2 separate regions of the Homo sapiens genome follow, and region 1 is linked to region 2. Evidence: chromatin loops called from intact Hi-C (ENCODE). Cell type or tissue: Calu3. All regions are shown on one strand. Each heading gives the region's core, and the rest is flanking DNA. Links, peaks and the distances in the headings are about the cores only. Region 1 overlaps DMD (dystrophin). Region 2 overlaps DMD (dystrophin).

Region 1 (9,413 bases), core at 589-8,588, 440 kb after region 2:
GTGATCCTGGAACAGAAATAAGGAAATGAAATCTCATGACAGTGTCATCATAAAGTCATCAGCCAGATGGCAGTCCTTGAAATCTAATCCTTAGAGGCTTCTCACAATAATTTGTAATATCACATCTAATATTATCTTATTCACAAACTCATATCTATTCACAGAGATTGAAGACAAAGAAATGAACTTGCAGAGGCTCACATTTCTGGCTTTATATGTTATCATGGACTCTGTAAGGACTACGATAAGGAAAACAACATATTTTCCTACATAGGTCACAACAATAATCTATGTTCAGATCTGGGTTTCTAAACTGTACAATTTAGTTGAGAAGCAGCCTTCTCTTTTTTCCATAGATAGATTAGTTCCTTTTAAGCATAAATGCCTATTTATATTTATTCTATATAAAATGGCAAGTAAAAATGATCATATCAAAAGCCACTGTAGAATTTGAAGACTCATCTGATGTATTAATAAACTTAAACAGCAAAATATAAACATTAGTTTACTTTTTTATTATGTCTTGAAACTGCAACATGGCAGTGTCTGATATCAAAGCAAATTTCTTTCAAGTACATTTTATATCTTATTTAACATTCAACAGTTTAAAACTAAAGATTTTATTACTAATTTAAATATTCTTCCAAGTGTACAAAAATTTTGCCTAGGTTTCTCCATGTGACTGAAAGTCTCAGTGCAGGCAATGCATTAGTGTTTCATAGTAAAATGGTGTCTAACCTGAACTGTGAGAAATGATGTAATCAGAAAACTTTCCACAGAATCCCTCCTACCTAAAAAGCTATAGTTACAGAACTTTTTCAAAGATATGAGATACTTTTTCTCCATAACCCAAATATTGACATTATTAATCTTTCCTTTTTAAGATGAGTTTAATATAACAACAAAAGTGAAAATGCCATCCTGTCATAGTTGTAGTTTTTGAGACCAACACAAATACCATGGAATACTACGTAGCCATAAAAAAAGAATGAGATCATGTCCTTTGCAGGGACATAGATGGATCTGGAGGCCATTGTCCTTATCAAACTAATACAGGAACAAAAAACCAAATACCCCATGTTCTCATTTATAAGTGGGAGCTAAATGATGAGAACACATGGACACGTAGAGGGGAACAACACATGCTAGGGACTATTAGAGTGTGGAGGGTGGGAGGAGCGAGAGGATCAGGAAAGTCAACTAACGGGTACCAGGATTAATACCTAGGTGATGAAATAATCTGTACAACAGACCCCCATGACACAAGTTTACCTATGTAACAAACCTGCACATGTACCCCTGAACTTAAAAGTGAAAAAATAAAAATAAAAATAAAAAAGAAAATGTATAAATAGAAAAAATCAGGCAGAAACAAGTAAATGCATTACAACAAGCCACTGTGTAGAGACAACACTTTTTATTTATAAATAGAGGCAATAAGATTTTTGAAGTAGCACAGTAAATAATTATTATAAATGTACCCTAAACTGCTTAACCCATTTATGCCTAAGGTTGCAATTTTTTGAATTTTTGCAATCAGACCTTGGTGAGGACCTTGAACAGTAGAATATAAATAATTCCCACATGCTTAGTATTCCAATAATGGAACACTAGGATAAATAGCTAAAGTGAACATAGACAAAGATGATCTAGAGCAGGACTATCAGTAAAACTTTCTGTGATTGGTGGTTACCTGATGCTGGGAAGGGTAGGGGGTGAGGGGATGAACTTGATTCGATTTTGCAGGCTCAGAGATGGAAGGGAATTTGCCTCACGATGAATTGTGCCTTGAGTCTCACCCATATCTAATTTATATTAGATTGCACTTTTGAGTTTATGCTGAAATAAGATTTTTGGGGCTTTGGGGATGAAATGAATGTATTTTGTCTTTGAGAAGAACAAGAATTTTGGGGAAAAGGGGGCAGAATGCTATGGTTTAATGTTTTTCCCTTCCCAAACTTATGGTAAAATTTAATTGCCATTGCAACAGTAGTAAATGTGACCTTGAAGAGGTGATTAGGACATGAAGGCTCTGCCTTCATGAACGGATTAGCATCATTATTGTGGGAGTGAGTTTCATATAAGGACAAGTTTGGCCCCATTTTTTCTCTCTTTTGGTCTTCCACCTTCCATCATGGAATCATGACACAACAAGAAGGCCCTTACCAGATTCCAGCCCCTTGATCTTGGACTTCGCAGCCTCCAGAACTATGAGCCAACAAATCCCTGTTCATTATAAATTACCCAGTCTGTGGTATTTTGTTACGGAAGCACGAAAAGGACTAAGACAAGGACAACAGAAGTAGGTTGCATTTGGAGAAAGAGATTGGAAGAAGGCAAAGATGAGTTTAGCTTTGGACCTCTTCAATGTGAAGTTCCTGTGGGACATTAACATCGAAAGAAAGCAGCAGGATCTACATGTCTAAAACTCAAAAGATCATTCTCAGCTGGAATTATAGATGGGTAGTCATCAACAGACTGAAACTACACAAGTGGATGAATTCTTGCAAAGAGTACATGTGAAGTGAGAAAAGAACAGGGAAGAACTTTATAGACATGAGTCAGAAGTAGCTTGGTGAATTGCAGATTCTGTACAGGCTAAAAATGTGAGTTGGCTTCTAAAATTCTCATTTACTTTACCCATAGGGGAAGTAAGTATATGCATTCCTTAGCTGATAGCTTTTTGGAACCAAGCCAAAAAATATAAACTGGAAGTCATTCCCATGAAGAATCCAGAGACCTTGATAAAACAATTTTTTAAAAAACTGAGAGAGTGGCTTGGGCCATCAAGGAGCATGAGAATGAAGAGAGGGGTCTGTCAGAAAGAGTAGTATAGATAGACTAGATCAGTGTCCTCAAGCTCTAGTTTCATACCATGAGCAAGCTTTTTTCTTGGCCCCTTAGTTTATATTACCTAAACTCATCAAATTAATCTCTGACTTTAATTTGCTTTCCCCAAAAGACTTCTCTTTGAGAAGCAGATATTTCCCACTAAGATCTAATGGTTGACTCTCTGATACCAATTGATTCCATGTGAATAATTCTTCCTGAACCTAATCTGTCCCTGTTTAATTGAACACATATAAGATCTGTATTTTGAGAAGAAAGTCCAAGCCTTGCCATTGAGAAAAAGTAGTTACTATGAGAATTTTTCCAAATATCAGCTCCATATTCAAGTTTGCCCTTTCTCCACCAGGGTCTTTTTCATAGGGCTCCAATTAAAACTTCCCAACTTTAGGTTGAATCTTCTTTTCCATGGTCTTTTCCATCTATACACCTACTGTCTGGAATTCAGGATTAGAGTTGCTCTATTCCCCAGGGTGACCAGCTTAAATTCAGCTTCACAGGAGTTTTTACTCTCTAATGTCTAGCTCAGTTTCAAAATTTAGTTGGCCGCTTAATTTCCATATATCATTATCTCATTTCTCCTAAGACTTCCTACTCTTAGTTCAAAATCTGTTTTGGCCCCAGTGGTGACTTTTACTTCTTGTTAAAAATCACCGAGCTTATTTTTTCAGTAATTGATGTCATATTTTGGAACTCAATTATTTTTCACCGTGGTCTTCCTCATATTGTACAGGTGCTATTTTTTCAGCTTGCACAAGGTAATTGTACATTCTGCAAAGGGAGTCATCATTCAAAAAACATTTACTAGCTCCCTATTATATCACGTGGTTCAGGACCTGGGGATGTATCAAATGAGAAAGACAAAATCTCTGCCCTCATGGCATTTAGATTAATTTAAAGGACAAATATTTAACAATTAGTTACATAATTTATATTTTTATTTATGATTGGAATAAATGCTAGTGAAAAAAGCACTAGAGATCAAGAGAGGTATAATAAGGATACAAGGCTTAGTTTGAGGAGATACTGTCTATAAGCGCTGTTAATTTCCATTCATATATAATGGGAAATGAAGTGACGAGTCATATTGCCCTCCACAAATTTTCCCATTGGGTGTGTGGAGTGAGATACTAGGATGAGACCATGTACAGCTATAACTCTATCATGAATCCCAAAGTGACTTATTTATCAGATAACAGGTAAGGCAGTGTGCGCCATGATGAGATAGAAAGATATTCCTTTGGATAGAGTTATCAAAGTAGACTGATAAATGGCTCTTCTAGCTATAAATCAGTATTTTGCTTTTTGTTTAATCTCTTGGTTATGTCACTACTTTTGTGACAGCGGGCAAATGAGATCTTATGTTCCTCGTTTTTAAAATAGAAGTCTGAGCCAAGTCCGTGAGTTTAGTTGGTATTTATCGTCTTGAACCCTCCCAAGCTCCAGTTTAGCTGGATTGGAAAAACAAATCCTCATGGTCCATCCAGTTTCACCACCCCATTATTACAGCCAACAGTAGTTTTAGAAATAATGTAATTCATACCTTTTATGAATGCTTCTCCAAGAGGCATTGATATTCTCTGTTATCATGTGGACTTTTCTGGTATCATCTGCAGAATAATCCCGGAGAAGTTTCAGGGCCAAGTCATTTGCCACATCTACATTTGTCTGCCACTGGCGGAGGTCTTTGGCCAACTGCTATAGATTTTTATGAGAAAGAGAATGAATGTCAGTTTTTTTTATGAAATCTCTAGTTGGAGTGTCTTAAAATACTTCGTAAACAGCTTCTGAATCCTCAGGTCAGAATACATATATTAGATTGCTTTTAACCTACCATATGATTTAGTCAATCATGACAGTATAAGGTAACCCACCTTTCAGGACAAACTTTTCAAATGCAGCATCTTGAGCAATAACCAGTATCAAGTATTTCAACTTAGTAGCAATTAATTGGCAATAAAGTGGGCTTAATTGTTTTTATCACAAGAGAAAAAAACTACAAAAATAAGCTCATATATAATTGTTGAATATGTGACATATAACAACATTTGAACGAAAAAAACCTCATACATTTCTTTCCCTCTTCATTAACTTGTTGAATTGTTTATGTAATTAGTGCCATCTACTGGCGTTCAACTAAACCTGCATACAGAAAATATTGAACAACAAAAGAATAGTACTGTTATTCTAGTCACGAATTTTTTGAAGGATCAAAATACTTTTAGAATACCTTACTTTAAAATTAGAAAAAAAGTCAAAATATAAGAATCTTACTAAACCAAATCACCTACATTTTCTTCGTTGTTTGTCTTTGGCAATTCAGTGTTTTCAAACTTGCTATCTCATCACTTGAAACATATTTCAAAGAAAGAAGTCAATTAATGGTAGGTTTTATCTCGAAGCATATCAACCTGAAATTTCTATTAAACATTTCTGCAAGTGCAGAGAGGAGGCTTCTAAGCATTAAGATAATACTAATTGTTAAGATAGTTATATCAAATTCAATAGGATGGGTTAAGTCATTGATAAATGGACACAGGAATAGGAACAGGTAGTTCAAACAAGAGAAAGAGTGGGATGATTTTATTTAAAAAGAAAAAAGTTAACTTTCAAGTAATAAAAAATAGAGTATTAAATTGAAAAGGTACAATTGGACACCAATTAAATTAACAAAAAATAAAATCCAAAGCTGAAAAGACCAGTAAAACTAGCACATTCACGTATTACTGCTGGGGACCGTTATCTATTAGGACAATTTGGCAATAGATACCAAGTGACATACAAATGCTTATTCCCATTGACTCAATAATCTCACTTTTGGTACTTTATCCTGATAAAATCTTCAAAAGAAGATCAATATACTATATGACTTAAAATCTTCATTAACCAAAGCAGTAAAAAAATGAGAAACAGGCCGGGTGCGGTGGCTCATGCCTGTAATCCCAGCACTTAGGGAGGCCAAGGCGGGTGGATCACGAGGTCAGGAGTTCAAGACCAGTCTGGCCAAGATGGTGAAACACCGTCTCTACTAAAAATATAAAAATTAGCCGGGTGTGCTGGTAGGCTCCTGTAATCCCAGCTACTCGGGAGGCTGAGGCAGAGAATTGCTTGAACCCAGGAGATGGAAGTTGCAGTGAGCCAAGATCACGCCACTGCACTCCAGCCTGGGCGACAGAGTGAGACTCCATCTCGGAAAAAAAAAAAAAAAAAAAAAAAAAAAAAGAGAAACAATGTCGATGTTTAATGCAGGGACATTAAAAGAACATAATACATCATTCCAATGGTCCAATATGTAGCAAATGTGCACAGTAATCACTGTAAAAAGAGCACAATTTTCTTGTGTAAAAAACAGAACACAATTTTTAACTACACTGTGTTTATCTCTAAGAATACATAATCATGAGCTGAACACGAAATGGAAGAAATTGAAAATAATGCTTCTGAGGAGAAAAATCATTTTTGTTTTAATATTTGTTCTTTTGCGTTAGTATGATATTTACAGAATAAAAATCAAACAGTGTTCTTAGCATAATTTCAGCGTGTTTGGTGAACTCCTATTGAACATATACAATCTATATATAATGTAATTTCTCAGTTAACTAAAACATCCTAGAATCAAACCAAGTAATAGTATTTACTGCATATAGCAAATAGACCCAGATTACCAAACTATTATCAAGAAGCTAATGCCAATATCACTGACTTTTGCTATGAAAGCAGAGGACAGTGTCTAAAGGCACAGAGCATAGTTGCTGCTATTACAAAACAATTAACATTTATCCGCGTGGAATGCCTGCCTTTTCTTCCATACTCCTTTTATCAAGCATTACAGTTTCTATTCTCCACTTTTCAGATCCTCGCACTATTTGAAAGCCCTTCTGAGGGAACTTCTGCCAAAGGCTTGCCTTTTCTAGAAATATCCTAGGGTACAAAATTACCACTTCTTTCTTTCTCCTCCTCACTTAAGCCAAACCTAAAGTGATAAAAGAAATGTATTCCAAGATACGAAAGAACATGTAATTGGCCCTTAGTATCCAGAGGGTGCTATTTGCATTTTAAAAGAAGAGCTTATTATCTCTCATCTATTAAATTGCTAATTAATAGCATGAACATCCACAAAACTGAGACCAATAACTTGGTTACCTTTTTTTCAAATGAATTCCTTTTATAAAACACTGAATTGTTAATAAAATACTTATGATGGACCAGTATCAGAGCATATATGTAAAAGCTCAGGAATACAAAATAAAAACAAAATTTTTAGTAAATATATAATTAAAATCATTTATTTTACTCAAGCAAGTTAAATAACCTTGGAAGCCACCCATCACTCATAGGTTCCTGTTTGAAAAGTCTAGATATAAGAGGTTATACCATTTGGATGGTTTCATGGGTATATGCACATGTTCTAGCCCATATAATTTTATGCAGTTTTTGTATATCAATTACACTTCAATAAAGCTGTTAAAATTAAAAAACATAAAATGCAGAAGGTGCCAATGAATCTAAAAACATAATCAATAGATCATAAAAATGCCTAAAATTATAAATTATAACATATCCTAGAATTTTCCAAAATCTCTGAAAGAAATAGTAAGCTAGAGTTAAATGACAGATTTCCTACTAAACAAGGTAGTAAAGAGTGAGGCTTGACGTCAAACCAGAACTTTTTGATGTACTTTAATGCTTGAAAGGTAGAAATACGCGTGCCATATATTTTTCTGCAAAATTGTATTCACAGCGAAAGTTAGGACTGTTATACCTAAGGAAATCTTGACTGAGTGCTAACCCTCACTGAATACTGCCCAGGTTTTGTGAGGATGTAGGATTAAAAAGTAAAACTCCCACTGACCTTGACTGACATTGAGGGGGCTCAGGCCCTTATATAAACACAAAGGTTCTCAAAGGTAGCCTTTTTTTTTTTTCTCCCTTCTTAAAGACATTCCCCACACAGAATGTTTTCCCTTTCTCCTACGGTAATATTCTGCCCGCCCACCTTGGGTTTTACCCAAGTGTCATTCACACTAGGAACCATGACCTTGACCAGCTTTGCCTACTGCTGTGAAATTTACTACTGGGATAACTCCAGACCTCAGAAGGAGTGTAAATTCAAAAATACAACAGACTTCACACACACCCTTTTCTCTTTCTGAATTCCATTGACAATGGTGTACACCACAGGGAATTGCTTGTGTGGTGATCATGGTGTGTGAAGAAATTTAAAATACTGTGAGCACTAGCTTATAAAAAAAGATTGCCTTTGTATATGTGTGTGTGTGTATGTGTGTGTGTGTGTATGTGTGTGTGTTTTCTATGAAGAATATAAAATGCTAAATCCCCAAAAGATTGTTTCCCCAACCAGGAAAGAAATGTTTCACATTCAAACCCATTATGCTGCTACTGCACTATGTGCTTGATATATATTCACAGTATCTTAGGTAGAAAAAGTGATTGTGGACTATGAGACAACCTGAATTAATTTCAAGAATTTTGAGTATTTTTTTCTACTTTAATTGTTTGTCTTCTCTCATTTCTTTTATGTGTAAGAACTTATTTTAGTGATATTGACCCTACATGGTAGAAAAGAGAGGAGGAAGAGAAAGAGTAGCTAAAAGCCTGAGCAATACAATGAGCCTGCTGGGTTTGAATCCTGGCGTGATCGCTTAGTGGCAAATGGGAGAGTTAATTATCTTTTCTGTGCCTCAGTTTCCTCCTTTGCTAAATGGGAATATTAACAGTATTTATGTGGAAATATGATTAGGTGGGTTAACTTAGAGAATTCAGGGAGAACATTTACAAAGGTGCCTGGCGTGCCCGAAGGATTAAATAAATATTAATCATCATCAGCATCAGCATCATCATCATCATTACTACTGCTAGCACATCTACTACTAATTTTAATGAGTCAAACTATATTCCCCACAGTGTGAGCCCCTTCTGAATGCAAAGCAAGTAGCTCGCTGTTTTATGGACATTGTCTAGAAATGCTGCAACTCTAAAATTCTCCCTTTAACTTGGAAGATAAAAGCAAGTGCATAGCTCTATCATTAAAATTTTAAGGTTGAATATTGGTTAAATTTCCTTTTAAAATGTGTTTTGTGATATTCACCTACAAGTAAAATAAATGTTTGTTCCGGGTGAACTATTACTTAAATTTTTAATGACTGTGTCTCAAAGGAACTTCAAGAAAGGCAGTGCAGAGTAACGAAAGGACATCTTCCCAGGAAGTTTTGCTTGTCCATTGTTCTGCAGTTTGATCTTAAGGAAGTCATTAACCTTGTAAGTCCCAGTTTTGTCATCTGTAAACTAGGATGGGGTTACTTGCTCTGACCATGCCTCCGGCTTGTCCTGAAGTGTCAAAATCAAGCAATTGCTCGGAAAATTGTAAAACAGGATCCTAATATGCTTATGAACAAAAAGTTCTACATGTTGGATTTGTTATTTTTCCTTGGATCCTGTATTTACATTCATGAACCAAGGGATTCATGGAAAAATTTAACTCTGTTAGCTAACCACCAAGAGGTCGTTTGCTCTTAGATCCATTCTCTACCCATTTCCTACTCCAC
Region 2 (9,413 bases), core at 1,025-9,024:
GTAGATGACTATGATGAATGTAATAGTCAGGTGGTCCTGAAATTTTAAAAAGCAATACCTTATCAAAATAAGAAAGAAAAAAAGGTATAAATTTTAGTTCAAAAGGTAGTAGAAGTCTACAACAAAGGTAAAAGGCAAAACAGTTGTTTTGCAACTCTTTTCAGAAAACCTTCCCAGATTTCCAAATGGGAGTATGTTCTTGATTGGTGAAATGAGGCATGTAATAATTTTGAGATCTAAGAAGAATTTAGGCAAAATTAAGACCAATTCCTTCTGCTCCCTTCTTCAATTGTCTTCATTAAGCTCAAGAAAAAAAAAAATCAGAACTGGGGATATCTCCCTTGTGTGCAATCCAAAACAAACAATTGTTCTCTAAGAGAGAGTGATGAATGGAGGCGCCAAACTGAAACTTCATAAAATCTTATTAAAAAACAAAAGAAAACGAAAAATGTTCTCAGTTTGAGAAGCTAAGTTTGCTGTATTAAGGGCTTGTTTTCATTTTGTTTGGCCTATCAATTCATAATCTTCTGCAAAAGTGTCCTAAGTATCAGCTAAGACCATTCTGATCTGGAGACAGGTGTGCCAGTATCTCCAGGAGCACAGCCATGGCCGCCAGTGAGAGGAAGCCACCCCTGAAGTGCATGGAAGAATTCCAAAATCCATGGGCGAGAAAGGGAAAGAACCAAAGGCTATATGTCGACTCATTCCACTATTTGCAAAATGAGTGTCTCAGGGTTTTGTTTGTTTTCTAATCTGAGAGCAATCTACATTCTGGCTCTTAACTCCTAGCTTATCAAAATATTTTTCAAGTCATAAATGCAAAAATGATTTATCACAGGAAGAGCATTAGGTCCACAGCTTCCAGGGCCCTGTTGTAATGCTAATTACACTTCACCATTCTGTACGCTAAGCCTCCTGTGACAGAGCCCGGGAAATAAAAACATGCCATACGTACGTATCATAAACATTCAGCAGCCAGTTCAGACACATATCCACGCAGAGAGGGACGTTGACCAAATTGTTGTGCTCTTGCTCCAGGCGGTCATAAATAGTGGTCAAACAATTAATAATCTGCAGGATATCCATGGGCTGGTCATTTTGCTTGAGGTTGTGCTGGTCCAAGGCATCACATGCAGCTGACAGGCTCAAGAGATCCACTGCAAAAAACAAATAAAATCACAAATGACTCAAAGAGTAAAACCTTCCTTTCAGTGTCCTTTTTCCTCTGAGAATCCTAGCTAGGACTCTCTCATACCCTTTAATAAACACCAAACGTGAACCACACTCTCTTTGAAAGGTGTTTTATTTTTATGCCTCGACTCTAAGTTGATGAGTTTGATCAGTATTCAGGATCTGAAGTTGTTCTTAAATCTCACTGGCATTGGGTGAAGATATGGGCAAAGATATAATTCCCATCCTTGGATTACTGGGGAATATCTGAGAGTTAAGGGGACCTAGCCTGTTCTACATAAACAGAGTCAATTGTCACCTGAATAAGAAAAAAAAAATGTTTTAGCAGAAATTTTTAAAGAGATCCGATGATACTTTCTTGTATTAGCATTAGAGAAGATCTGTTAGATTAATCTGTATGGCTAAGGTTGTGTAAACTCTATTTCTAGCTATGCATTTATAATCATTAAGCGCTTTTCTCCTTGAAATATCAGTCACCTCAGCATCTCTCTGCTACCCTAATATTAGGTGAAAAAAATACTCTCCACTAAAATTTTCTATAGGCAAACTAAAGTAATTGCATAATCTATCCAGTTTTCAGACCTGAGGCTCGCTTATTTCTCCTTTCACCTTCAAATTGTATTTCATAATATTCTTTCTAAGTCCTCTAACAACTTTATAAGGCTGAGGGAGGAAAATTCCCTTGATCTGAGGAGGTGTTTAATCTTATGCTGGGGACAAAAATTTAACAAAAGTGAAACTTCAACCTTGTCCAACATCAGCAAATCACAAGCTTTATTCCCAAGTGTCATGAAAAGATGCATTTCTCTAAAGCCAATTTATTAGCCAAACTAGAAACACAACAACATTGCTTTTATACTACCTTATACACCTAAGCTCTGGTTGGAATTCTCAGTCCTTTGAGGCAAGGAATCAATGCTAATTAAGTAAATCTCTCATGCATCTAGGGGGAAGGGGCAATTCAATTATAAATGTAGTTCACATAAATAGAGGTAAATCCCGCTCAGTAAACACCTTTCCCAGTAATAAAGAAATGCAAACTTAAGGCTTTAGTATATTTTACAAGTTATTCATGGCCAGTTCTAATTAAATATTAAGAAAAAAACAAAAATAGTGGTTAATACCTATGTAGGTTTGTGCAAAAATACTTTTCCACCTATATTGCGCACACATTTTTCTCTTTTAAAAAAAGGAAAACAGAAAATCCTGGAGTTTCCCCAGAAGCATGAAACAGACATGGTGGTGGAAGCAGGAGTCTGCACTCCTCCCTTGGAAGGGAAGGCCCCTCTGTTTTTGCTCTGAAATACTCTAAAGATAGAGAAATGACCCTTTTCATGGAAGCTGAGACTTTCTTTAAAGTGGGAGGAAGGAAGATAACTTGGGAGACTTATCTGAAGAATCAAGTGAGAAAAATAATAAAGAATTTTAAAAAGCAATGCAAGGAGGCAGGAGGACGGGAGGACGTGAGGAGGGAATGGCTGAAAGAAGACTGCGTGGGAGGCTGGAGCGAGGTCCAGAGACAAAAGACTCAAACTTTTCTTCTCTCTCTCTTCTGTGTGCTTGTTTTCCTCAGAGGGCACATACTCAAGTGCACGTAGTAGGAACACTTAGAAACACGGTATGCCAGCTCCATTACTGGAAGAGAGGAATGGATTTCTTCCAAACACCAATATTCCCAACATGTTTCCTTATATACTGAAGGAAGCTATGGGTGGTTTGAAGTTTTTCAATTATTTTCTTTTTTGTTACTCTGCTTTAGTCATCATAAATATTTTGCCTCTGATCCAGGCATTTAAGAAGTAACTAGTGAAAATTTTTCGAATCACTTTTGTATTAAGAGTCTTATTTAGCCGTGTGATGGAAATGAACAGAGAAAAACTGCATGCATTTCATTTTATGGGGCCTGCTCTTATCTCTGTACAGGTGAATGGGTAACACATAGAACAGCAAATGTTGAGTAGAAATAGCTCCAGAGGGGAGCAAAGCAATTGCTCTGAAATTACAGGAGCAGAAGATGACACAGTTAGGAGAGAAATACTGTGCAGTGTGCTCTGCTAAAACTGGATGTGGTTAAACACAAGAACAATCCATCACAGAAGACTGAAGAGCACATTTCCCTAAACAAACATGTCAAACAGAATTCAACTTTCATGGAGCTATTTTGAAAAAATTTCCATTTAGGTATACACAATCCATGCTATGGACCCGAAAAGGAGGTGAGAATATCAATAGGGACAATTTAATTGCCATGCATATGCTTTTCAAAATGAGCATCTTAGAGAACACACCTAGACTTTTTGATGAAACATTAAATGTAATGATTAGCTCTTTCTAGGACCCTCAATAAGCAACCAGCAGATACAGTTGTGTGAAACCATTGTTTCCTTAAGCTAGGAATTTCCATTAAATATATTATATATATATATATATATATGTGTGTGTGTATGTGTGTGTGTGTGTGTGTGTGTTTGTGTGTATTCACTAGTAGATATATCTTTAAAGCTACATAAAAACCCAAGTATTCTAATACATCTTCACTTTCTAAATTATGTTTACAGTAGAGGATGCTATAGGCTTTGAAGCCATTGAAGAACAGGGACCATGTGGTGGTACCCTATGCATGAGGGCTGTGGGGGTGAGAGAGGGTGGGGACAGGATAAAAGAAATGGCTGACTCTCCAGGATCCTCTTTGCTGTGCAGGAAAAGCAGACAGTGGCGGTTGGGGGGCGGCGAGCAGGCAGGACTTCAACACAGGGATCCCACTAATGGTTCCTGAGGCTCTGGTTGTGCCTAATCATCTTCTCAACCTTCTAGCTTCAAAAGCTCATTCTTTTCCTTTCTATGTATGCCACAGTAGCTAACTCTTGCTATTCCTTCCTATGTAAGACAGATTTTTTTTGTCTTTTACAGAGTGATAGACTCTTAGAGCCAGAAGGTTGCTTTAAAATCATTTTGCAGTTGAGACAACTGAGACCAGAGATATGGAGACTCACTCTGGGTGTTATGGCAGGATATCTAGGTTTTCTGATTTCTCATGGAGGTACATATTGTAAGGGGGAAAAGTGGGTGGCAGAAGGTGTCCTTACTGACTTTACAGAACAGGAAAACCATTCTGCATTCCATGCTAATGACAACAGTAGGATAAAACAGAAGCACCAAAAAGTTGGTTAGTGGAGAAAAAAAAAGTCTCATGGTGCCCATATAACCCCAAGTTCATCCTATAGGTCAATCTGTATATTCTATGTTGATGTATAAATAATTCTGTGATCTAATTAGCACAGAAACAGAAAGAGGTGAGTAATGGTGGAAGAACTGCTGTATGTTTGCTGATTTTTCTTGCCCAGGCATGCCACTCTACAGGCAACTTACACTTATGGCTGAGGGACCTCCCAAGCAAATCTTTGCACTTCAAGAAAGTCAATGCACTTTGATGTAGTTGTCTGTGCAGTAAGGGTTAATTCCAGAGAGGCTGGAGTTGGCACGAGATGACTTGCTAAAATATCTACACAGTGCAGAGCCCTGGTCAAAGCACTTGCTTTTCAAAGTGACTTACTGTGTTGAAGTGTAGCCATGGGTTGCAGGTTATCACCATTGTTTATTGCTAACAGTAACATTGACCATTTTTACCCGGGCACAGTCAGACCAACGGAAGCCACTGAGTTTGAGGCTGGTTACATAGGAACAGTATGCCTAGGTTACCCACGGGATATAAGAAACCCTGGCTGAAACTCCAATTTGTGCTCCCTGGTTTCCAAGGTGTTCTGTGCTCACATCAGTAGCTCTTGTTCCAAGAGAGAAAATGCATCGTGGTGTGGCTCTTGCAGACAGAGGGCAATTATAGCTTGCACCTGTCCTCTCTGGACCCTATGCTGTGAGGCAGGCTGTGGCTGTGACACTTATTCTTGTTTTAATGTTGTGGGTATATTGCATCCTTTTTCTGCAAGGAACTCTAGATTCGTAAGCACTGTCATTTGGTTCCTGTGAGTCCTCTTTAGCAATTGAACCCTGTTTAACTTCCACTGTCAGGGCAGTGAGTGTCAGAAGCAAGATTGTTTAGAACACCTCCAACTCATTCTTAGCTAAAAGTATGACTGAGGCATTATTTAGAAAGAAAAAAAGAAGATTCTGATAAAAGGGATGAAAAAGAACCTTTGAAGTTGCTCAACAAGCTACGCTTGGTTGAAAAGTAACACAGGCTTTGAAATTGGTTACTGATGGTGTAACTTTCTAGTGGAATCTGGAAGTGAGAGAACTTGAACCTAAGGAGCTAACAAAATGGATTAGGAGGCAATTGCAAACTGATGGCAAGGCTGCTAAAAAAAAATCCAAAAGCTAATGTTAAGTTCAGAATTTCTTTCCACTGGGCTTCACCCTCTCTGGCCTGCAGGTGGAGTCCCAACCAAAAAGCTGAAGCAACTATCATTTTTGAGAAATGGGCTACACCTGTGAGACCAGTTACAATTAAAAAGATAATTCAAGTGGGGCACTTACAGGTATTCCCTATGTCACTACAGGTTTCTTTTTTGATGCCAGACCTAGTAGTCCCTGAACTGGGGCTACAATTAAGAGTTTCAAAGGCTGGTAATATTCCAAAATAAGATACTATGGCTATTAGTTGGTACTTAAGCACAAGCATTCCACAAGGATCAATGGAATGGATTACTCCTTCCTTGTGCCTTGCCTAATTGAAGCTATCACACAACCCCATCATAGGTTGAAAATATCTTAAGTCACAAATGCATTTAATACACCTAACTAACTGAAACTCACAGCTTAGCCTAGCCTACCTTCAATGTGCTCCCAACACTTACATCGGCCTACAGTTGGGCAAAACTGTCTAGCAACACCTTACACAGTAAAGTGTCAGTTGTTTAGCCTCATGATCTTGTGGCTGACTGGGAGCTGAGGTTCAGTGCTGCTGCCCAGCAAGGGGAGAGAGTATCATACCGCATATTACTAGCCTTGGAAAAGATCAAAATTCAAATCTAGAAGTAGAGTTTCTATTGAATGCATATCACTTTGCATCACTGTGAAATCAAAAAATTGTTAAGTTGAAACTTCACAAGTTGGGGACTGTCTGCATTGTGTGGTGTGTGTGTGTAGCTGGGGAAGAGGTTTGGCTTAAAATTAATGATAAAAGGAAAAAGGTGAGATTGTTGCAAGGGGAAGGAAACCACCAAAGATACTTTTTTATTTCTTTTTTCTTTTTTTTTTTTTTTTTTTTTTGAGACCGAGTCTTGCTCTGTCACCCAGGCTGGAGGACAGTGGCGCGATCTCGGCTCGCTGCAAGCTCCGCCTCCCAGGTTCACGCCATTCTCCTGCCTCAGACTCCCGAGTAGCTGGGACTACAGTCGCTCGCCATCACGCCTGGCTAATTTTTTGTATTTTTAGTAGAGATGGGGTTTCACCGTGTTAGCCAGGATGGCCTCGAACTCCTGACCTCGTGATCTGCCTGCCTCGGCCTCCCGAAGTGCTGGGATTACAGGCGTGAGCCACCGAGCCCAGCCGATACTTTTTTTTTTTTTTAAAGGGAAAACCTAATATAATGTTGCTGCCTACGGAGAGGTTTAAAATAAGAGAATAATATGCTCCCTTGGCTTAGACTCAGATGCCTCTTGGGGTGGGGGACTCTGCTAAAACCTCCTCCTCCTTGAAAGAGCCAAGATGTGAGTGGGAGAGTCAGCCAACCTATCCAACACACTGGATGACGAGATGGGCGTTCTAACTGCGACTACAACACCATGGAGCAATATTAATGTGGCTTTTGGTTAGTATTCGTTAATGTCTTTTGGTTCTTCTTTCACAGGACATATCTGTTATTAATCAGCTGTGTCAGGAAATAACCTGAGGGAATATTTACCCAGTCAAATCTGAAGAACAATGATTTATAACAATCTCAATAAACACTGTGTGGCCATCAATTGTGATGATGAAGGTTTAACAAAGGTATTGGGCATGTGATAGAAGGCTTACGTGCTGTATGTTTCATCTGTCATAACATTATGTGTTTAAAAAAATAGCTATTTGCCCCATTACTCCGTGTGGAAAGCCATTAGTGGGTGGAGGGACAATTGGGACAGCTTGAATCAGTGACAGATATTTAAGTTGAATTTGGTGGGCCTACTTTCCTGAGACTGAAAAGCTAGAAATTGGATATGGATGGCTACAGAAATTTCTGTGACATACCCAAACCAAAGTCCTTTTAGGAGTGACTACTATTCATATGATTTTAGCCTAGTCACATTTTTGTGTCTCATGTGTATTTCCCATTAAAGCTGCTATTTCTCAATGGCAACATGTCTGGTGGGCCAAGGGGCATGAATCCACTTGAAATAAAAGAAACTTCTATTAGGAGAATTAGGAACTGGGCTAGAGATACCTGGCCAGGTAGAATTTGCTTTGAATGAGAAATGATAAACTGACGAGAAAGACTTCCTAGTGCAAGAAGCGCACTTCAAGGGCATCCAATTCCAGGAGGAAGGATAGGGATGGCAAGCTGCCAAGGTTGATAGCTGGAGAATGGAACCAATAATTACTAGAAAACGGAACCTACGAGGTGTTCTTTAATCTCTTTAGCATCTGACTGAGAGAAAACCATTCTTTCCCTAGTGGGTAACAGCTAAACAAGATTACAGTATTTCCCCTGGGAGATAGATGGGTCATGTTATGAGACCTCTCTTGGGCACTAATATCTGTCAAACCATATAAACTGAGAAAATTAGTTTGGCCATGTCCTCAAGACGTCTTAAACTCAGAACTAACAGAGACATGGCCTCTAACCTATGTGAAAAATAATACATGGTATATAGAAAAAGTAGATTTTTGTAGGACAGTGGCAAAATAATTACACTGGCCTCTCGAGACCCCCTTGCTGTGGAGGCAGCCTGTGGCTGTGGATCCATATCCTGACAGTAATGCTCTTGTAATGTAGCCTTTTCTGGCAATAGAGCGCGGATTTGTAAGCCATGTTATTGTGGGTCCTGAGAGTCTTCTTTAGCAACTGAAGCCTATCTAATGTCACCCTTAGCGCACCATCAAAAGGTGAGGTGCATTTACAGAGAAGGCGGTGCATTTTTCACCTGGTTTGTCATGGTGAGGGCGAGTCCAGAAACTGTGACTATTCACACAACTCCAGCCTGTACCAAATCTCTATAATGTGTGCTTTAGTTGCTGAATAGAGGCAAAATGTTCTCTATTTCTTACTGTTTGCAGAATATTTGTCACACTTATCAACTGCAGTATATTTAGCCCTATGGTTTGGGCTCTCTCCAACCCACCACACATTATTAATAAACTAAATACACTTGCTTTGTTAAGTGCGTTTTTATTTCTGCTCTTACAAGTTGGCTTTTTAATTTTAGAAGCCTCACACCTGTAGAATGTCATCAGAACTACAAAGGGAGAAAGAAAATGCTTAAATTACCTTCTTCATAACTTTCAATGGAGTATCAGCTATATGAAACAGTTTATAAATCCTTCTTACCAAGATTTTATCTTTGTTCCTGCTTTTCTACCAAGTTTCATTTTCATTTCCAATGTGTTGAGAGGCAGTAAGGAGTCATGCAACACTTAACTGATTACAAACTGGGGACATTATAGGCCAACGGTGATGCTCTCCACTTAAATAGTGAATTCTCTATAGTGGATACAATTGGGTTATTTGGCTTTCTGCAATACGGAAACATTGATAGGGAAGTGAAAAAAAAATAAGATCAAGTGCTTAATAGAGGTGGAAGTGCATATTTCCAAGGCATCTGTAATTCAAACTCTTCACTGGCACCAGGAAATCACTGAGATAACATCATTAATTTTCCTTAAAGTTAGAGTTGGTAGAAGTGGCCTTTGGTAGGGAAAGCTAGCCAGGGCAAGTTTTATTTGCCTGTACCGCAGACAATAGCTCTTTATCATGGCTTTGCAGGCTTAGAAATGACAAAAGCCTGGAAGCTAAATCTAAGCAAATATAAAATTAGGAGAAAATTCTTAAATCATATATTGAAAGTAAGTAATGTGACCACACATATGTTCAATAAAAGGATGGGGTGAACTCTTCATTCTATAGTTTTACTATATATGGCACCCTCCTAGCATTAATGAGAATTCAATACTTAATTTAGATACATACACCTTAATTTTGGCATACTTGAATCTTTTTCACATATTAGAAAAGCCATGCTCAGAAAGGAAATGCAGAGAATTTCAAATTGATTTAAAAGTGAAAATTT

The links. Peaks named below come from ENCODE experiments on the same cell type or tissue, not always from the same donor. Only the 100,000 strongest peaks of a DNase experiment are listed, where the experiment ranks them.
Region 1: it touches region 2 in a loop (7-fold over the local background); 38 of 110 quality-filtered maps call a loop at or near these places.

The regions. Positions count from the first base shown.
Region 1 is chrX:31,653,600-31,663,012 of GRCh38, forward strand. DMD (dystrophin) reads right to left here. Exons shown (of 79, transcript NM_004006.3): 54 at 4,391-4,545. Among named protein-coding and RNA genes, the nearest start is that of FTHL17, 590 kb to the left of the region's middle. In Calu3, for the core only: CTCF peaks have their summits at 4,996 (motif pointing left) and 5,223; no DNase peak of the experiment used is centred there.
Region 2 is chrX:31,208,543-31,217,955 of GRCh38, forward strand. DMD (dystrophin) reads right to left here. Exons shown (of 79, transcript NM_004006.3): 65 at 956-1,157. Among named protein-coding and RNA genes, the nearest start is that of FTHL17, 140 kb to the left of the region's middle. In Calu3, for the core only: no CTCF peak of the experiment used is centred there; a DNase peak (open chromatin) is centred at 5,579.